Regions from separate parts of the Homo sapiens genome. Here region 1 is linked to region 2. A link is an interaction called in ENCODE POLR2A ChIA-PET data of the cell type or tissue named here. Cell type or tissue: PC-3. All regions are shown on one strand.

Region 1 (2,500 bases), 350 kb before region 2:
CAGGCCTGAAGTATAAAGTAGGGGTGTGTCTGTGTGTGTGATCCTTTTCTTTCTATCTTGTAGCTCAGAAAACAAAAGGCTAAGGGACATTCAGTAGTGGGAGTCTAGTTTTGTAGGTAAATATAGCAGCACATGAGCTTGTTCTCTTTAGTCTGCCTGAGGAAGTAATATGTTTTCCTTTAAAAACAGGCTCACAGGCTCTCCTCCCTCTACCATCCTGTCCTACCCCCATCATCCTGTTGCCTCCCTGCAACTCCCACTCATACACTATTCCTACCCCAACAGGTTGTCTGTGATATTTGGTTAAATATGATGAGGGTCAAATAGATAGGCCTTGTTTTAAAAACTCTACCAGAGGAAATGATGGTACCTTGAGTAGATATTTTTAGTCATTGGCATATACAGACAGCATGGTTTTCTGTTTGACACATTGAATGGTAGTCACAAAGATGATTTAATTATTAATAAACAGCTCTAGGAAAGAATGTGAGTCATATGAATCACTCTTCTGTTTATAAATTATGGAGTATATGAACTACAAAAGCCGCCTTAATGCAAGTCTTAAATCAGAAATTTAAATCTATAAGGAATCAAATAACAAATGCAAAGTTTTTCCTGTTTGTATTAATTTCTCCTCATACATACTACATCTTTTGCACACAAGGAGCTTCTATCACCTTAATTAAAATGGCTTTGTATCTAAGAAACCTGAGTGTGCTTACAAAACAGGTAAACATGACTTGTAAATGTAATCATTCTGTGTGCAGATTGCAGAGCAAAGCGGGGAGCACAAAGTTTGAGTCTGTGTATGTTTGATTCTCAGACACTCGGCTATTCAAATTTAATACTGGAGGATATTTCTGAGAATTCTTCAATTGTATGAAATTGTCACGAAAGAGGAAATTGAGTATGTACTTTAGGAGGAGGGAGATATGTTTTTTAATGTTTTAAATGTGTTCGTTTTTAAAGGAAAGCAGCCTTCTTAAGCAACATGGTTTTGCCTTAGTTTTTAATCTCCAAATTGAAATAACCAGCAAGATAATAAAATACTGTATTGTCAGATATTAAGAAGTTAAAATCATGTGCTCGCTTTTTGTGAGCCCTAGAGTAAGTGTAATTTGATATTGCTTTGCTGCAAAATTGGAACTGTTATCGTTTGAATATCATAGAATTGTATGTACTCTAAAACTGAAGGTTCTTAGACGTGACCTTATTGTACATGTCTCAGATTTATTTCTAGCTGTTGTCCATATGTGATAGCTGAGAACCTATCACTGCAGAAAGCTAAAGCAAAAGAAATGTTGCAATATTACCATTAAAATTGAATCCTCCAATTACATTTAAAATGATTACCTGGGTCCCCGAAGCATTGTTTTATTCAGTTTTGAAGAGGAAATAGATAATTTAGTTTGTAACCTTGTTTGGCTGAAATCAGATTTATTGCTCTCTTTTCCTTTTTAGAATATGATCATTTTCAGAACACAATGAACATAATCAGGTTTTAAAAACTGAATGTCGTAGTTTGGATTATACATCTTAGGCATTTGAGAAAAGAACAAACACAGATTCTTGTTGCTTTCCTCACCTGTACTAACTGTGTGTCTGTACCGTGTCTCTCATTTAGCCTTGCCAAACTGAAGCCCGAGAAGAGATGAACAACAAAGCGATTCAAAACATGTCTTGAACAGCACATATTGCACAGTTGTTGTTTTTTTTAAACAAACAATAAATTTACTTTTAATGAATTCTTAGTGGCTGTTGACGAATTTTGTTTACGACATCAGCAGTTTGATGGTTTAGTAATTTCCTTATTAATCCATTTGGAACTTTTGGATCTTGATTTCAAGCTTGGGGTTTAAATTACGCTTGAAAAGGCAGAGACGTGTTTTTTTCTCTTTCCTTTCTTTATTGGCCCCTTTTCATAGTGGAAAACCATAGTCCTCTCACTGCTGGCGTATTCAGAAATCATCAGCACACACCCATTGGATATTAGAATCAGAGTTTTCAAGATTCTGTAAAGGGCCACCACCCATTTGGTTGTGTTGTGTAACCACCAGTGACTTTGGGACACAGGCAGATGTTACAGGTGATTCAGGGCAGAGGCAAAGAGGTGTGTGGGCTGGTACAGTCACCCATCAGGGATGAGATGCAACGGATAGATTCATGACCAGATGGACCAGTTTGAAAGGGCCTTTTTGGCAAAGGTTTCAGTCCCTTTGTGGATTACAGAGTTTAGACCAAAAATGGGTGGTTGGCAGGGGGGTGGTGGTGTAGGAAAATAAATTTCTGTGCTTAGATGGCTGAACCAGCAGGTTCTTCCCGTGTGAAAAAAGCAGAGCTACTTTGGCATATAGTAATCCCAAGGTTTGCTGAGACCACGTGTCGAGAGAGCACACACTCTTTCATAAATGTTTCTGGAAAGAGTCTGCCCGGCCAAGTGTTCGAATCACAGATCCAATGCTAGTGCAGGTGGATCTCCAATGGTCCTTACTGTGGTTTG
Region 2 (2,500 bases):
CCTCCCCAAGTGTTGGGATTACAGGCGTGAGCCACCGCATCTGGTCAAACTCTGCTTTTAAACGGTACTAACTATTGAACAACTGACATTCAATGAAATAAATATTTTATTGTTCTGTGGTTGAAATGTACTCTTTTCTTATGCTAAAGTGAAATCTTGTTGTAAGGATTTCTTTGGATTCTAAATGATGGGGCAGGAACGGTTTGGGCTTTGAAGCCTGTTAGACCTCAGTCTTACTCTTTTTTTCCAGTTCTCAGGAGCTGTGGGGTCTTGGATAAGTGGAGTCAACTTCATATCTCAGCTTCTTCCTATGTAAAGTAAGTTTTCATCATTTCATTTCTTCTCCCATGAGCTGGGGCTGTGCTCTACCAATCTGTGTTTCAGGTGAGAAGTATCCCAGGGCTTCTCCCCATCCGCAGCTTCATGAGGTGCCTTGGCTCTGCCCAGGTAATCACACCAAGCACTGCAACTCCATGCCCCAGGCTCCAGGCAGCCACTCAGGTGGTATATCATCCTTCTAGCATCCTCCTAAAAATTAACTGGATACTGATTATGGCTGGGAGGTGGGTTAATCTTTATTTGAACAGGTAAAATGTAGTCTTGATAGCTCAGGGATTAAAAAACACATATATATGGGCTCTCTATAGATGTTAAATAAACATCTGATCACGATCATTTTGTGTTTTCTTTTACCCTTGGGTAAAGGATAAAGAACATTCAAGTTTCTTCAAATGTGTCCAAAATCAGAAGAGGGGAGGAAATGGGAAAGGGGTCCTTGGAGGAAATGTTCTGAGTTGGTTTTGGTGGAAAAGCCAACACATGGAAGCCCAGAGCACCATGTGGCTCCAATCAGAGCATGGTGGCTGTGAGCACGCTGTTTTTGAAGCCGAATTGCCTTTCTGTGTGTGTGGGTACGTTTGGCATGATACTGTTCCAAAGCATTTGTTTAAGACATTTCAAACATAGTAATTTAATGAGTGGCAATAAAAATATCTTTATTCAAGCAATGGCTCTGTTTATTGGTATGGCTTATATATGTATTCATAGTTTGTGGTTTTCTGGATGTGAAACAATTTGAGTTCTGAGTATTATTGCGGAACCATGAGCCATGAAGAAGTCACTGTGAAAAATAGATTGGGGCTGCTGTTATAACACTGCTACAGATGGTTAATGCCTTAGGAGGCACACTCCTCTGTGCATTAAGGTTATATTTTTGAGGCACTGGGGTGCCAGTCCACAACGCACCTGTAGGCTTCCTCATCAGGCAAAGGTGGAGGTGCGTATTTTGCTCCTAACACATCCATTCAACTTATGCTACACTTGGTAATGTGAACTGATTGCTTTGATGTGTGACTTAGAAAAAGTTAAATGAAGGAGGATAATGTATTTTTATTTAATCTTGAAAGAGTAGGTTGAATTTGGGAGGAATTGTCATATACAGACAAGGAGGTCACTGGAACTAGGCCATCACTAAGAAGAATAATATCAGTTATTCCCACCTATGCAATCTTCACTAGGCCCTAGCCTTATATCAGGTGGCCAGACAGTGCCAGAGGCATAGATCAGTGGGTAAAATGGAGGAAAAATCACTTAATCCGTAGTGTTCTTTTTTTTTTTTTTTCAGAGGTAGGATCTTGCTCTGTCTCCTAGACTGGAGAGCAATGGCGTGATCTCAGCTCACTGCAGCCTTAAAATCCTGGGCTGAAGTGATCCCCCCACATCAGAGGACAGAAAAGTGGGGGTAAAGATGGGTATACCTCGTTTTACTGCACTTTGTTTATTTCACCAATTGAAAGTTTGTGGCCACCCTGTCTGGAGCACATCTGTCAATGCCATTTTTTCCAATAACATGTGCTCACTTCGTGTCTCCGGGTCACAGTTTGGTAATTCTTTCAAACATTTTCATTATCATTATATCTGCTATGGTGATCTGTGATCAGTGAGCTTAGATGTTACTATTATAATTGTTTTGGGGTGCCAGTCAACTTGATTGATAAATTGTGCATGTGTTCTTTTTTTTCTGAGACAGAGTCTCATTCTGTCACCCAGGCTGGAGTGCAGCAGCGCGATCTCAGCTCACTGGAGCCTCTGCCTCCCAGGGTCAAGCGATTATCCTGCCTCAGCCTCCTGAGTAGCTGGGATTATAGGCACAAGCACCACGCCTGGCTAATCTTTGTAGTTTTAGTAGAGATGGGGTTCCACCATGTTGGCCAGGCTGGTCTGGAATTTCTGACCTCAAGTGATCTGTCCGCCTTGGCCTCCAAAGTGCTGGGATTACAGGCTTGAGCCACCGTACCCCACTGAATTTTGCATGTGTTCTGACTGCTCCACTGACAGGCCAATCTTCTTTCTCTCTCCCTCTTTTCTCTTTGGAGAATAGGTCTCTCTATTCCCAGGGACACAACAGTGTTGAAATTAGGCCAATTAATAACCCTACAATGGCCCCCAATGTTCGAGTGAAAGGAAGAGTCACACATCCCTTGCTTAAAATCAAAAGCTG

What was found. ChIA-PET counts read pairs that join two places held together with the same protein. Peaks named below come from ENCODE experiments on the same cell type or tissue, not always from the same donor. Only the 100,000 strongest peaks of a DNase experiment are listed, where the experiment ranks them.
Region 1: POLR2A ChIA-PET joins it to region 2 with 6 read pairs; 2 of 35 experiments call an interaction of 5 or more read pairs at or near these places.

The regions. Positions count from the first base shown.
Region 1 is chr10:34,311,507-34,314,006 of GRCh38, reverse strand. All of the region lies in intron 20 of PARD3 (par-3 family cell polarity regulator), which reads left to right. Among named protein-coding and RNA genes, the nearest start is that of LINC02629, 410 kb to the right of the region's middle. In PC-3, no CTCF peak of the experiment used is centred here; no DNase peak of the experiment used is centred here.
Region 2 is chr10:33,962,455-33,964,954 of GRCh38, reverse strand. No RefSeq gene overlaps it. Among named protein-coding and RNA genes, the nearest start is that of LINC02629, 60 kb to the right of the region's middle. In PC-3, no CTCF peak of the experiment used is centred here; a DNase peak (open chromatin) is centred at 1,074.